Regions from separate parts of the Homo sapiens genome. Here region 2 is linked to region 1. The links are chromatin loops, found by intact Hi-C in ENCODE. Cell type or tissue: PC-9. All regions are shown on one strand. Each heading gives the region's core, and the rest is flanking DNA. Links, peaks and the distances in the headings are about the cores only. Region 1 overlaps NFIB (nuclear factor I B). Region 2 overlaps NFIB (nuclear factor I B).

What was found. Peaks named below come from ENCODE experiments on the same cell type or tissue, not always from the same donor. Only the 100,000 strongest peaks of a DNase experiment are listed, where the experiment ranks them.
Region 2: it touches region 1 in a loop (4-fold over the local background); 2 of 110 quality-filtered maps call a loop at or near these places.

The regions. Positions count from the first base shown.
Region 1 is chr9:14,246,360-14,254,703 of GRCh38, forward strand. All of the region lies in intron 2 of NFIB (nuclear factor I B), which reads right to left. Among named protein-coding and RNA genes, the nearest start is that of NFIB, 64 kb to the right of the region's middle. RefSeq lists a silencer at 5,011-5,305. In PC-9, for the core only: no CTCF peak of the experiment used is centred there; DNase peaks (open chromatin) are centred at 5,102 and 5,552; H3K4me3 peaks cover 2,132 bases; H3K27ac peaks cover 4,542 bases.
Region 2 is chr9:14,176,007-14,184,350 of GRCh38, forward strand. NFIB (nuclear factor I B) reads right to left here. Exons shown (of 11, transcript NM_001190737.2): 3 at 3,721-3,774. Among named protein-coding and RNA genes, the nearest start is that of NFIB, 130 kb to the right of the region's middle. In PC-9, for the core only: no CTCF peak of the experiment used is centred there; a DNase peak (open chromatin) is centred at 3,675; H3K27ac peaks cover 1,766 bases.

The DNA.
Region 1 (8,344 bases), core at 257-8,256:
TACACCTTCATACAGGACTGTGCTCCAGCCAGCCACCAAAATGCCTCTCTGCCCTTCACCCTGCAAAATCCCATTTACCCTGGGATATCAAGTTTAATTTCACTCTGCTGAAGTCCTTCCTAATCAACCCTGCATTGTGTCCTCCTCTGAGCCTTCAGTCCCTTTGTTGATAGCTCTATTTCCACACATCTCATACATGGATTTGTAGAGTGAATGCCCATATGTTTGCCATATCATTTTTGAAGAGCTTTTGCTGTAAATGAGAACTTCAGTGAGTAATTTCCAATTACTTTCCCCCAAATTAACAGGCAAATATTAGGAAACATCCTATGCCAAACCCTCTTATTTGGTGCCACTGACAGTGCTAACAGGCTAGAGTGAAATATCAAGGTATATGTGTGGTTCACAGAAAACCACTAATATCACCCTGCTATTGACTGAACTGTGTCCCTGAAAATGCATATGCTGAAGACCCAATCCCCAGTGTAACTGCATTTGGAGACAGGGTCTTTATGGAAGTAATTAAGGTTAAATGAGGTCATAAAGTTGAAGGCCTGTTAAAACGGGTTTAGTATCCCTACAAAGAAGAGATGCCAATGTGCCTGATCTCTCTCTCTCTCTCTTGCTTTCTTTCACTATATCTCTCTCTCTCTCTGCTTTCTGAGACACAATAAGCAGGTGGCTGTCTGCAAACCACGAAGAGAGCCCTCACCAGAATCCAATGATGCTAATTCCCTGATCTCAGACTCCCAGCCTCCAGGACTGTGAGAAAAGAAATTTCTACCATTTAAGCCACCCAGTCTATGGTATTTTGTTATGACAACCCAAGCTGACTAGGACTTATACCATAGTCAAGAGAACTTGAACAGTCCACAATTAAGTGGTGAGACTGTCTCTGGTATGATGCACAATGTATTTAACTTTACAAACAGACTCATTAATCTCTCAAAAGCTTAACACTGTCACCATTTTACAGACAGATCCAGCTAATGGTTGGAGGCCTTCCATGCGCCATCCAATAATGCAGGGAGAGGCAGTGACCATGCCCAGAACAGGATTCTAAAGTCCTGCCTTTCAAATCCCTGACCTAGAAAAAAGGACTACTCCATTTCTCACAGGAAAATGTGCCAGTCATGGAGGCCTACATGGCACGTCTCTGCACTGCTCCAGGTCAGGAGGGCCATCTGACACTGCACAGGCACCACTGCAGGGCAAAAGGATGATCAAGCATCCAAAGGCCACCGCCACCACTGACTAGCTGAAAAACCATGAAAAAGTTATATAATTTCACTGGATATAAAATTAAAGCAAGATTTTAATACTTACCTTGTAGGGTCACTGTGAAGATCAGAAATAAAATACAGAAGTACATGGCCCACTGCTTGGCATACAGTCAAGACTCAGTAATTAGTGGGTACTCTGCATGCTTTGATGTCACCTCATTAACAGTTTCACTTCTACCTAAACTAAAAGCAGGAACAGGGTGTTCTTATTATTTTTTAAAATCTACAGTAGATATCTGCCCTGTTTGTTTAGGTGTTGTCTACACAGTATCTACTAATTTTTTCTTTTTTTCTTTTTTTTTTTTTTTGAGACAGGGTCTCTCCCTGTCACCCAGGCTGGAGTACAACGGCATAATCAAAGCTCACTGTAACTCTGAACTCCTGGACTCAAGCAATCCTCCTGCCTCAGTCTCCTGAGTAGCTGGGACTAAAGGCATGCACCACCATGCCCAGCTAACTTTTGAATTTTTTTGTAGAGATGGGGTCTCCCTATGTTGCCCAGGCTGGTCTTGAACTCCTGGCCTCAGCAATCCTCCCACCTCAGCTCTACTTCTTTCTTTCTTTCCTTCTTTCCTCCCTTCCTTCCATCCTAGCAATCCTCCCACCTAAACTGCCCTTCCTTCCTTCCCACCTAAACTGCCCTGCCCTCCCCTCTCCTCCACTCCCCTCCCCTCCCTTCCTTCCTTTCTTCCTTCCTTCCTTCCTGTAGCCTTGGTCTCCCAGGCTCAAGTGATCCTCCCACCTCAGCCTCCAGAGTAGCTGGGATTACAGGCATACACCACCATGTCGGACTAATCTTTTATTTTTTTGTGGGGATGGGATCTCACTATGTTGTCCAGGCTGGTCTCAAACTCTTGAACTCAAGCAGTCCTCCTGCCTTAGCCTCCCCAAATCCTGGGATTACAGGCATGAGCCACCACGCCCGGCCTCTATTACTTTTTGTTAGTAATAACAATAATTTTCCTCTGGGAAGCCACTCTTCCCCACTTTCTGAGATCATGTAGTTTGGGTGTCTCGTGATCCTCCTCTAGCTCCTCTCCAAGAACAGGCAGGAGACTTAAGCATAGCCAAAGAGAAGAAAGCACCAGTTCAGCAACAGGTTCAGGGGTAGTCCAAGGAGATCCAGCCCAGGAACGTCTGCAGGGACTAGTGAGGAAGGGAACATTTTCCTCCCCACTGGGTTTGCTTGGCTAATAGAATATAAGCCTTCACTGTGGAAAGAGACCCTCTTTGCCCGAGAAGTAAGGGAACAAAGAGAATGGCATAGGAAGAGAATCAGAGAAACATTCCCAGTTACATCATTTGAACACCTGAATCAAACTGTACCTGCAGATAAACTGGACTTTTAAATTACATCAGAGAATAATCTCCCTTTCTCACTTCAGTCTGTATAACTTCAGTTTCTTACACTTGCAATTAATATACAAACCAAATAGCAGCAAGAATTTGACACCTTTCAGTGACCAAAAGGACCACTGAAATAAGAACTTAGTGATAAGAAATACCTTTCATTAAATTCTCACTGTACGTCAACTAAATATTTCAAATTTAGTATTTCCAATTACATAAACTGAGGATGGGGGTAGATATTATTATCTCTGCTTTACTGATAAGCAAATTATGAGTCAAAGAGCTTAAACAAATTGCCCAAGTTTAAATAGTAAGTGGTGGAGATGAGATACTACCTAAGATTTAGCTTTTTTCTTTTCTTAAGTATTACCAAGAAATAGTATTACTCGGAAATCTCACATATTTATAAGATCCCTTTGTTTTATGCTCTTATAGCATCATGTGCCTTTTCACCAAATGATTCACCACAATTGTTCATTCTACTTTTTTTTAAGATTGCGTCTCACTGTTGCCTAGGCTAAAGTGCATTTTTGTGATCCTTTGATTTGGGAAATTGTTTTCTCCCATTATCTTATAAACTTCCTCAGTTTACGTCTATCATGATTATTGCATATCATTGTGCATTCACTGACAATAGTAGATACTTAGCAAGTACTGTAAAAAAATAGAAAGGAAGGAAGAGAGAGAGGGAGGGAGGGGAGAAGAAGAGAGGAAGGAAGGAGAGTAAAGGGAAAAGAAATGAGGAAGGAGGGAGAGGGCAGAAGAGAGAATGGAAAAGTGAGAGGGGAAGGTAATTCCACAACCCCTTCACCACCCTTAAGCCCTTTCTTGAGATAATTTAGGGCCTAGCAATAGACAGTGGTGACACTGTCCTCATGCAAAGGGATAAATAGAGGAATTCCGGAACAAGGCAGGAATATCATCATAAATGCCAAAGTCTTGTGGATACCATTTCTGACTCCCCCAAAACCCCACACAGTAGGAACAAACATGATAAAAAGTTTCACCTATTCCTAACTCCTTGTTCAAAACCCCTCGAGTCTCTTTCTTCTTTTCTTGATAAGTCTTAGGGTAACACACCAAGTTTTAAAACTCAGTTACAAATTTGCCCTTAACTGAGCATCTGAAAGGTTATCACGCAGGATTTTTAGCTCTAACAGGGAGGAGGGTCTTTTGAGTTTATGGCCTGTTGAGCACTTTTGTGCTGAGTCAAGGAAGATAAGAGGAGTGGGAAACAGGAAGAATCCATTAGACAGTGTCTGTGCATATAATATCTTTTTTTGTTTTCTTTATGTAAGTTCTCTGATGGACAATAATGTCCCCAGGTAGCTAATGTCACAAACCTCTTAAACATGAGAGAGAAATTGTACCATTTCTCAAAGGCAGCTTTTTGGAAGGGAAGATCAAAGAGGAGGCAGAATTAAAGCCTTAGCTCAAAAGGAAGACAGATTTCCAAAACTTCAGCTTTTGCCATTAAAACTTTCAGGTGTGTCCCAAGATAAATGATACATCATTGGCTACTACATCCCCACAGTGGCCTCACTACTACCTCAATTTGATTTTGTGAAGGAGTGCTGAAGCACTATCAAAGAACTTTGGTGTTCCCTTGCTTATGTCATAGTTACCTAGAGAAAAGAGAGTATGCCTTAGGAAATATTCCAGTTTAAAGCAACATTAAACATACCAAATTCATCACCGGGATTACAGTATATAGAATATTTTAAGTCAACCTGTATATCTCTGTCAATTATATTTTATTTTAACTATGTGAGAGAAGGAATAAAAGTTACTAAGGTATCACCTTTTCTAGTAAAAGATAACCAAATAAATCCATTGAGAAGTCACGTTTATTCAAAAGAATTGGTTTCTCTGGACTTATGACATTTGAGTATAGTACCTCCTTTCTTCTAGAATACTCTGAGTTAATAAAAGTTTTTTTGAAAATGAAATCCATGGGTATGTGTCATAATAAGTAAATACTAAATGCTTGTAGTTTTTCAGAGACTTTTCTTAGGTGATGTCTATTCCTGAAGTATGATCAGAATGCAACATCTAACATTTTACATAATTAAAGATTATAGTATTTTGTTTTAAAAAGCAAACTAGAAACCTCAAGAAAAACCTATCCACTGGCATTCCTTTGAAACATACATACAAAGAACTTTACGGTGTTTTTCCTTGCCTTTGGGTGTTTGTTTTACAAGAGAGGAACTCCAGGTGCAATCACTGAATGAGGAATTAGAACCTCCCTCCAAGCTTTCATCTGATTGCATACCAACACATAACGAAGGACATGATATATTTACAGTAGCTAAAGAGTTAATCTTTAGCAACTCTGCTTAAAAATCCTAATGGCAGACTGCCCATCATTCTTTTAGACAGAGCTTGTCAGAAAAACTAGGGCAGCTTGTCCAGCTCAGCAGTCAACTGATTACTAGTGAACTCAATGGGGCTCCCAGCCAACCCCTGAGATTGCTGCCAGCCCCTTGGGTATTCAAAGGCCAAGTTCCAATGTGGTTTACTTTGCCAGAATCACATGATGTCAGTGCTATTTTCTCCTGACCAGAATAACCAGTCATTCAGGTTACTGCAAGTGGTATCGGTGAACTAGGCATCACTTCACTGTTAGAGGTCACATACACACCAAGGCTCTGCTCCTTCTCACCACGGCCGAGGGGCCACTGGAGCCTCCTGCAGGAGGTCAGCTAATCCCAGTTTGTCAGTTCCAGCCACCCAAATCCTGCACGGGCATCCTGCACACCGCAGTCTGCTCCAAGGACCAGGAATTACACAGGCGTGCTGCACATGGCACACTTAGAGAACAAAACAAACAGGTCCAACTTTTATAAAGAACAAGCTGGAGAGGAAAACAACAGAAAACTGGTTTTGGCTTTCACTTATATTATATTACTCGAGGTTTAGTAGGCAAGCCACACAAATTCTGTGGGATTTAGTCACCGTTATCCACCTATGCCCACATTCTTTGCATGGTAGTAAGACATTAATTAATTTTTACATCTATCAGGAGATTTTTCAGTTGCTACAGGATTTGCAAGGGTACATGCATGTAAGGAGTAGCCAGTTTTTAAAACTGTGATTACCCTTATCTTTCGGTGAGAGAAAGTATTTCACTCCCTAATGCAGAGAATTAAAAAACAAGATCCACTTTTTAATCTTTCTTCCTCCAGAAGAAAATACAAACATCAGGAATAGCAAACGGGCTGATATGGCTGGTGGACTCTGTTTTCAAAGTCTTGAACATATTTCCCAATGCCTTAAAAACCTTGAAATATTTTTAATATTCCTCATTACTTCTATGGCACTTTGCATTTATTTATATGAATTCATTTTAAAAACTCACTTTAAAGAGACTAAATCTTTAAAATATGACATTTAAAAATACTGTAGATTTTCTATATCATTATATTTATAGTTTTTCATCCTTTCTTTTTTCTGTCAGTAAAGTAATAAAGTTTTAACTGCTGAGAAATAATGGGCAGCAAGGTAAAGAAGTGTCATGATTTTTAAACATTTGTATTTGTTAAAAAAAACAGAAACTGCTTCAGTTATAATATGTAAAAGAAAAAGAACTGTAATGACTGCAGTAACTACTATTACGTAAAAGACAATACATGTTTCAGAAATAATAGAGTCAATGAACTATCTGTTACTACTGGATACATCCTTATTAATATTACCTTGGGGAAACCTCTAAGCAAAGTGAGAACAAGATCACGAGAACAGGCGTCTTAAGATCTACTGATGCAGCTTTACATGTTCCTGCCATACAACTTTGTGGAGGAAAAAAAAATAATGTCTTTCCATCTCCTGCAGCAAAATATTGCACCCATGACGGTCACCCGTATTAAACTCAGGTAAACTTCTACAAGAAGTCCATCTGTCAAGGAAATTGTACAGTAAGAAAAGACTGGTGATGGATGCATGGAAGGAAGGAAAGGAGGGAGGAAGGAAGGAAGGGAGGGAGGGAGGGAGGGAAGGCAGGTTGGTTTCTACAAAGAAAAAAAAGACCAAAAACAATTATTTTTACATCAATGCTTCATAATTTTCATTCATTCCATCCATGAAGAAAGTTTAAGCAGATCTGCAACAACTTCAAAGCCAATGTTATCATGTTTTTCAATCAAAATCAGGTGCTACAGTTAGTGTTCCCTGATGGTTACAGCTCATCTTTGACTATTCAACATGTCTTTTGTCCTGGTCTTTTATTTCCTTCTCAGATGCATCATATCCTACTGCTAACATAACATCTTTAACGAACTAACAAATGTTTGAAAGAAAGAGACTTGCTAGATACAAGTTCTCTGGTGCAAAGGGACTGAGTGGTCACCACCAATTAGATTATAGCGGGATAATTTCACAGTTCTCGAGATGATTGTTTCAAGGAAGGCTGGAAATGTACAGAGGCAGAATAGCCTGGAAGTGTGTGGTTTTCTCTAAGCAGACCAAAACAGCCCACAAAACTCCCAGAAGGAAAAAAGCAAGTGAGATTTCGATCCTTTGGCAATGAAGAAATAATGCACAAATAAAATGTTTTAGCCTAGCACAGGGGCTCACACCTGTTAGTCCCAACTACTTGGGTGGCTGAGGCGGGAGGATTGCTTAAGCTCAGGAGTTAGGGACCACTCTGGGCAATACAGTGAGACCCCATTTCCAAAAATAATTTTTTAATAAAAAAAAGAAAAAAATGTTTAAAATGAAGTTGTCAGAAATACTCTTTTGAGACTACGTAATAACCTGGGTGCTGCCTCTAGGTATCTTTGCGGAATTGTTACAGTAAGTAAAACTCTCTCAAGCCAACATTCATGGCTCTCCATGAAGTAATCTCTATTTATTTTTTTCACGTGGCCTCCAGCACATCATGGGTCTTGTATTCCAGCTACACTGGATAACTTCTTGTACATTTTCCTGCCCTTTGACTTTTGCTCATGCTGTTCCCCTGGTCTAAATGCCTCCCCAGCACTTGACAAAACCCGTCTTTTAAAGTCAGTTAAAAACATAATTTCTCAGGCCAGTCATGGTAGCTCATGCCCGTAATCCCAGCACTTTGGGAGGCTGAGGCAAGCAGATAACTTGAGGCCAGTAGTTTGAGACTAGCCTGGCCAACATAGCAAAACCCCATTCTAGTAAAAGTACAAAAATTAGCCAGGCATGATGGCACACACCTGTAGTCCCAGCTACTCAAGTGGCTGAGGCATAAGAATCGCTTGAACCTGGGAGGTAGAGGTTGCAGCGAGCCATGATCACACCACTGCACTCCAGCCTGGGCAACAGAGTGACACTGTCTCAAAAAAAACAAAACAAAACAAAACAAAACAAAACAGCATTTCTCCATAAGATGCTCCCTCCACCCCTAGAACCAGATATGAGCTCCTCCACTGCATCTCAGTAGCTTCACATTTATACAGTACTTCTCTTAAACACTGACTTGATATGGGCTTGCGTTACTTACTGATCTTATCCCTCCACCAGACATAAGCACATAAGCATGGAGACACGCATCTTCAGGGATGTGCACTCAATAATCGTTTGCTGATTTGAAGTGAAATGATGAGGCTAATTTATTTTACAGTACTCCCGTGCACTGGTTCTCTAATAGCTGCTCAAAGGCCCTCCACTGATCCAAAAGCCCATCTGCTATAATATTAGTGTTAATAATGATACATAGGTTCCTGAGATAAATAATTTAATTA
Region 2 (8,344 bases), core at 144-8,143, 70 kb before region 1:
AGATCATAGTCCAAAGAATGTAGACACACAAAATAATAAAGCAAGTCAAAGCTAATTTCCAAAGATTACCATCCAATCAATCACACATTTCCTAAAAGTAGCAGTGGAGTTTTTAATTATTAAAGGTAAAAAGAGATTCATGTCTAAGTCCCAAAATTAATGGTTTACCCTCATTTGGTCCACAAGAGTTGTTTGCTATAACCAAGAGAGGACATTTTTAGTTCTATTGCTTAGGAGGGATTAACTTGTTAAAAAAAAAAAAAAAAAAACAAAGAAGAAGAAGTGAATATAAATATATAACTTCTGACTCTATCATAAACAAGGCAAATGTGTATCCCTAGAAAAATGAAGTGCTTAGCGCTTCTCAGCCAAAATTGCAATGCCATGTCCTTGGGTGCTATCTGAGTTGTAGAGCACCTTCACTCCAAAAAGATTACGGTGCCCACCCCTGCCACGTAACAAAGAATGCAAACAAAACATTTAAGTCACAAATCGTTTAAAGAAATACCATAAAGGCTACTTAAAAGCTCTATAAAATAACAAATGACAAAAAATTACTTAAATATTTTATAAAATAATATCAAATATTCCTTTCCAAAAATGCGTTGCCTTTGCTGCTTGTGCTTAAATACTAATTCCAACACAGAAACTCAAAGTAAGAACTAAAGGCCTATCTGTAGATGTCCATACTATAGTTTGAAGAGCTTTAGGGTCACCCTTCAGAAGTTCTAAGTCAGTAAGAAAGTAGTCTCAAAGTCAGACATTCAAGCCTGATGCTGGAGAAAAGCCAAGCCAGAGGAGGTGTTAAGTTTGTGGGTAGGCATATGCATCTGCACTTATAGGATGATCGGATGGGATTCCACCTTCAAGTCAACAGTGGGGAACAGATTTCAAAGAGCCTATATCTCCAAAAGGGCTTGAATTTTTGCCATCTCTTCCCAAGCTGTTGGGGAATAAACACAGGAATAGACGGTAGCAATTTCCATGGGTTGCACATCTCCCAGTGGAAAACTACCAGTGATAAGAAAGTGTTGGTATTCAAGGTGATCTTTTTCAAAAGCTTAGCTTGTATTTGGTATAACAATTCAAGCAGCAAAGTGATTTGATTGTTTCATTGCTTGTGGTGGTAGACTGAATTTTCTCATACATGGATCGTGCCTTCTCAAGACACAAAATCTCAATTTTGGAGATTTCATATTTTGGCCAAGGCAAGAATACAGAGATAAAAAGAGCTTCCTAAAGATAAATTATGTCCTAAAATACCAAATATGCTTATACTTAAAAAAGAAGCTTTTAATAGAAAGTATAATTTACTCCAGTTGACTACAAAACAAAAACCTTAATAAGTTCTAGTTGTTCACATTTAAAATTAGAAAACATTTTATATTCTAGGTTTAATTTATTTCGAAGTATTACAAAACAAACTCTTAAGCTCATAAAAAATTCTTTAATAATCTCTATCATTAAGTCCAAAATAGAATTCCTTAATAAGCCTTATGGTTGAGTTCATAGTATTATAATACACAAGGCATATTAAAGTCAATATTTTACATTCTGGATAATTAAATAAAATTCTAATTATATTCCATTTAAGTTGGGTATAATGTGTATTTTATATTACATTCTGGCTCTAAAAAAATAGAATCAACGTACGATTTACATATATACAATTTTCAACTAATCATAAAATGTATTTATCTGTAGCATCCCAGTTTCAGGACACAGTCTCAAAAAGGTTTGAGTTCCAAGGAAAATTTAAAAGGGAAAAAAATTAGAGGTGTTCTACCTTGGTTGTTTTTGTTTGCCATGTTATATGCAAACAGAGAAATAAAGAGATGCTACATCGAATGCAGCAAAAATGAAATTTTAACCAAGCTTCTTGACAAATATTGAAAAATTGAATGATGTTACATAACTATTCAAGGATTATTTATTCAGCTCAAGTAGAGAACAGTTTTAGGTGAGTATAATTCCTTCTGTACATGTTCAGAAATGAACTTCAAACAATAACTGCTTTATTAGTTTCAAATCAAGCTTTCATTCAAATGCAGAAAACATATCCGTTGTTTAGTCCGACTTATAATAGCTATCAACTCTTTTTCTACCAAAGGTTCCCCTCTTCTCCCACCTCATTCTTTGTAAGATGAGTAAGGAGACTTTTAAAAAATGTTTGGATAAAATTCATTTTGTCTATCATGCAACACAGGGAAAATATCAGTTAATTAAAAAGAAAAAAATCTTTGTAAAGTTAAAAGACCCTATAAGTTAATGAAATATTCTGAACTTCTGAAAATTTTTGACAAAATTTATTATATTCTAAGTAGCCTTTTTGGAAAGATAACTAAAATAATATCAATCCTCCATTCACACACAACAAAATAAAATAAATTTAACTGGGAATTACATTTTAAATTATTCTGTTTTTAATGTTTTGCTCTCAATGTACAGTAATATTTAAATGATTTATGAAGAAAATGAAAAATCAACTTAGCATACATTTTTAAACCTGTGTTTAATTAGAACTTTTTATCTTTGAAGTGTATACTACTTTTGTCAACAATATGATTTTGTACAATACAGAATTAATAAATATTTGGAAAAAGATAATTTTTCTGAAATAAAAAAACATAGGACTCAGAAAAATATAGTCTGTTTTGATTTTGCATTTTTACTTGTATATCTACTTGCTGTATCTTTCTAAAATCATTTTAAGACAAAATTGGTCTGATAAACTTTCTTGCAATTTTGGTGTTCTTCTGGTATTTCAGCCTCATATTAGCTAAGCACGACTTCAAGGAAGATCAAACGATGGAGGACCTAAAAACTAAGTCTACCTGAGGAAACTTTTCCTATTACTTCATATAAACTTTCTGGTTTATTTTCAACGAAAGGACAGATGAGATTGTTTGGGGAGGTGGGGGGCATGTGTAGCTGGTTCGGGGTTTTTGTGTTTGGTTTTGTTTTTGTTAGTTTATTCTTAGAGCACTCTTTTACTAAAGTCACCAATATAATTCACATTCTTTTAATAATGAAAAACTGCTTGTGCTAGTTTTATCTCATGAGAAAAAACACTGTTCCTAAATCAAAAGCAAAATGTTGTATGTTCAGAGCTATATGAAGACAGCCAAGTTATAAAAGCCCATTTTCAGATCTGGAACAACTTCTGAAAACAAAGAGGGTATTTGGGATACCTTATGCTAAAGAAAAAAAAAATCCTGCTTTCATTATTTCCTGATTCTGGAGATCCAATAAAAACTTTATGGAATAAAAAGTCTTGCAAAAATCCTTCAGTGAAAACACAACCAACCACTCCCACCCCCAACCCCCTTCTAAAGTAATGAGAGTTGATAAACTATAATTGCAGTATGGAAATTTTTACATTTTCTTATGAGTTTTAAAAGAAAGATTAAAAGGTTCATTGGCTTTTCAAACAGCAATTATTTTAGCACCTAAAAGATACACAACTAAAATATATGCGTATTTATTTTCAAAGAAACACCAACAAAAATTAAAACATTGGTGATTAGGTAAATACTGATGACGCCAATATAAAAGTATTTGCCACTGCAAAGGGCCTAAGCACAATCACATCTTGTCCCGATCATACCTGCCTGCCAGAACAAAATAGGCAGCTGACCAATTATGGGGTGTTTATCTATACAGTGGTACCTTTGTTCTCCAACAATGTCAGATTGCAAATGTCCTGGAACACATATTTACCTGGAGGATTCTTGGCAGGATCATTGTGGCTTGGACTTCCTGATTGTCCAGAATCTGTAAAGAAATCACAGAAAATGTTTTCTTTTTAATTTGTTTTGAAAGAATTTCACAATCCTCAAAGGACTCGAAAAAAAAATTTGAAGGTATAAAAATGAAGTTGAGTGCTTAAATAAAATACACTTTCCCAAGACTTTTGATAGAAACATTTTACTCATCAAACTACATGAATGCATATACATATTTCTATGTCAAAAGAAAAACACAAGTATTGATCTATAATTTTCTTGGGCTAGAGCAAGGTTTTTTTGAAACAAAAGATCTGGCTACAAAGCCATTGAAGATGGTTTGAAGGTTAGGCAAATATTGAGGCCTGTCAGTAGCAATATGAAATAAAGCAGATATATTCTCTTAAAAATGCAATCTAAGTGTAATTAAACGTGCATTTAAAAGCCTGAAAGTATGTTTTTATTCAATGAGTAAAATACACAGAAATGAGAGTCCGCTTTTCCATGATTTCACACACAAGTACACATACCCACTCCAATAATCTCCCAACCTACTGGATCCAGGCCCAGATTTATCTACATCCCATAATAGCAATCGATTTGCAAACAGCAAGGAAAGCATAAATTACTAGGTAGAAACCAACATGGCTTTGTGGAGAGCAAATGGTTGAATCAATTTAATTTCCATCCATGACAGATGGACAGACTTTGCAGGTAAGGAGGAAGAGATCAATGTCGTATATCTGAATTTCCTACCCCATACTATTCCTCATTGATGCTACAGAAAGAAACGTGGAAGACATACAACTGTTAGGCAACATGCCCTTTCGGACTGATCTGACACTGTTGTGTTTTGCTCACTCCTCTTCCCTCCTTGTACCCTCTCCATTTATCTGTGTCATTTGCCCCATATTATTATACACTTACTTGCGAGTTGCTTTGTAATCTTCTTTTATTGGTTCTAGCATTTAAGTTTTGTCGCCCCAACTAAATTGCATACTCCTAAGCAGAGGCAGAGATTCTGTCTACTTCTTTTGTGTCCTCCTCAGTGTGCTGTTCATGGCTGTGAATGCACTAGGCTTGCAGTAAACGCCGGAGGAATGGATGGCTCAGCTCCAGCAGCCTCTTTGCTTGCCTAGAAAAGGCAATTTTGAACTTGATAATGAATTTCAACAAAATTTGATAGGTGGGGCACAAATGACGGCTCTGTCATGTACTGCCATATACTGACAAGTCTCTTCCCCCAAACCTTGCCATTATACTTGAGCCAAGAAAGTGATTTGGTTAAGCAGGAAAATCATATGCTGGTTTTTTTCATCGGGGTTATTCTGTCCTTCCAGGTAAGTGATTAACATACTGAAATTGCTGCTTCTACTATTAAATGCAAGAACATCCTGTTAGTTTCTTCTCATATAAAACCTGGTTATTTATTTCTGCCCTTTGCCTCATGCCTGTTAGCTTAGATTTAATGCTGAAATCAGAATTTTACCCCTTCATCCCATTTCCTTAATTGTCTTTTTGGTTTTATTCTAGAACAGATTTCATGAGATCTTGGCAGGCATATTTAGTGATTCCCACATTTTCCTCCAATTGTTTCCTGATTTTTCAAAATGAAAGTAAAGAAACTAGAAATGACCATTCTTCATCTGGCTCGAGTCTCCTGAAGACAGTCAGAGAGCTGAGAACTCTCTGAAAATCTCTCTCATCTCCCATGAAGTCCTCTTATTACTTTTTCTGAAATCAAGGCAAGATTCAGTGACTTATAAATTAGGAGATCAATCTTCTTCGTTCTACATTCCTTTAAAAAACTGGTACAATATGGGCCACTTTCCAGGCCTGGAGTATGATAGCTACATAAAAATGATAAATCATAACTTTTTGCTATAGCATCAGCTATTTTTACCTTGAGTTCCTCTGACAAATGTCTCTCAGCATTGATATTACATTCCAGTTTAATTTCTCAAGCGATTCTAACATTTTTTAGGAATTCCTACTTATGTATAATACACCCACTGACCAGAGCCTCCCTATGTTTTACTTTCCCTCCAAAGCTATCTCACTCTTATGAAGGTCTAGACATGCACCCCTCAAGGTGGCTAATGCCAAGCTTGTGATGACACCTGAGATAGTTAAAGTTGTCAATTGTTGCAGCAGTCGCCTTATTTCAGGAGTTGTAGACTCTGCATGAGCCTTAGCATGTTTAGTTACAGCAACTTCAAAATGGTGCCGCAAAACTCTTTTCCATCATCTGTTGCTAAAATTTGGGTCCAGCAGAGAAAAGAATGAAAAGTCTCTTCCATTCGTAAGAAACTATCCAGCTAGAACAATGGCATCCCCTGTTACCACAACATCCCACTTGGGAAACTCTATTCTTTTCTGCTATAAATTACTTTTTCTTCTCATTTCCAACAACTGCAGACCAACTTCTTCGATTGAAAAAATATACTTACTAAAAAAACCACAAGCATTTGAGGGAAAGCTGAAGTAGACCCTAAATTTGAGGCACACATTGGCTTTTTGTAACAATTCCACTTTCTAAAATGATCTGGTGTTTACTGGCACACAATGACAGACTCCTTCATATGCCAAAGCCCATACCTTCTCATGAAATAAAGCAGTGTATACTGTGTCTCAGAAACATAGGAGAGGGCCCTCTCAGTGAGCAAATGATAGAGCATTTACTTTTCAGACTGTAAATTCTAACACTATAATCTACTCTTAACTCTTATGTCACCTTATATCGGTCACTTAATTCCAACTGCTGGAAAAGGAAGTAACCAGGGAGTCGTGGTTGGCAGAGAAACCAAAAATGAACTGTTATTGTGGTTGACTTCAGAGAAGGAATTATTCAGACCACATCTAAACCCCTTCCAATTCACCACCTAGGTCAAATTACTCTATACCCAAAGGTTTTATTTAACCACTTCCATCACTTTGCTCAACACCCCCCACCTCTCTCTCTCTCTCTCTCTCTCTCTGTGTGTGTGTGTGTGTGTGTGTGTGTGTGTGTGTGTGTGTGTGTGTGTGTATTTAATATGTTACAGTGAAGCCTGGCTCTGTCCCTCACTAGTGACATGATCTTGTACAAAATTACTTACTCTTAAGAGTCTTGGTGTCTGGATCTTGAAAACTGCAATAATATTATCTACCTTGTAAAATCATTGCAAGATTCTATCACATTAAGCACCAAAAGCATTGGGTCAGACACAGTCTACATTATCAGTAAATAAAAGATATTAATATTAAGCATAGAGCCACATTTAAAATGATTAATATATTTAATGGTTTAAACATATTAAAATGAAAAAATTAATCATTTTTAATGTGGCTCTATGCTTAATAACAACTAACTTTTAGGAAGAAAGGGAGAAAAGGGACATAACTAAGTTCTGTCCATCCCAACACACGCATCTGAAAATGACTGGTGGGATGACTAAGCATGGAGAAGTGTGTGCCTACCTGAGAAATCCTGTGTAAATGCTTTCACCCCTCATTCCCCAAAAGGGAGGAGTCCACTGCTCTTCAAGGCTCTTAGCAGCTGTCATGCTCAAAAGGCAGTAGATACCAGCCAGTTGATGAAAATTACCTTCCAGAAGGCTGAAGTCTTTGAGGAACAAGGCTGCTAAGAGTTGTGAGCTGCCCAGCATACTGGGTCTGGTGTCTGGGAAAAAAAATTTTTTTTTTTTTTTTGAGACAGAGTCTTGCTCTGTCACCCAGGCTAGAGTGCAGTAGCACTATCACAGCTCACTGAAGCCTCCACCTCCTGGGTTCAAGCCATTCTTGTGCTTCAGCCTCCCGAGTAGCTAGGACTACAGGCGCACACCACCACACCCAGCTAGTTTTTGTATTTTTTGGTAGAGACGGGGTTTCACCATGTTGGTCAGGCTGGTCTTGAACTCCTGGCCTGAAGCGATCCGCCTACCTCGGCCTCCCAAAGTGCTGGGATTACAGGTGTGAGCCACCACACCCAGTTTAGTGTCTGGAAAGATTTTGATGCAGTAGAGAAAAAGAGAGGAGTTTTTGGAGGCAGCCAACCAAAACCAGTCCTCCCTCATTCTCTTCCACCTCTCATTTTATCTTCCTCGATCTCAATCTCTATTTTCCCCATTCTTTAAGTGTGGGTTTCATGTTCCCCATTCTTTAAGTGTGGGTTAAACATATGTTTATTCTTCTAAAAAAAAAGTAATGAAGTTATTTCTAAATTACTATATTTTAAACTCAATCAGTTCCTTCTTCTCCAGGTTAAAGATTCTCCAGGAACAAGAAAAGGTTCACATTCATGCACGACCCTTACCAACTTTTCAATCCTTTCGTCCACTCCTTTTTTAAAAGCGGTCAATCTCTCGTGGCTCTTCTAATATCTAAGCTTACCTAAGGAGTGAGCAGTTTTTCCTATGACCCAATTTTATGGAAGATCCTAGGACACATAAGTGATCAAACGGCTTGTCCAAAGTTGCATAGCAACTATTAAAACTTATGTTCTCTATATGGACAGCCTATTCAGACACAATACTTCTTGAATCGTTATGATGCAATCCTAAAATAATGCGAAGCTAAATGATTTTTCAGTAGTTTAAATGTTTCTGGGAAACTTACCTTCCCCTAACCTCCCTCACCCT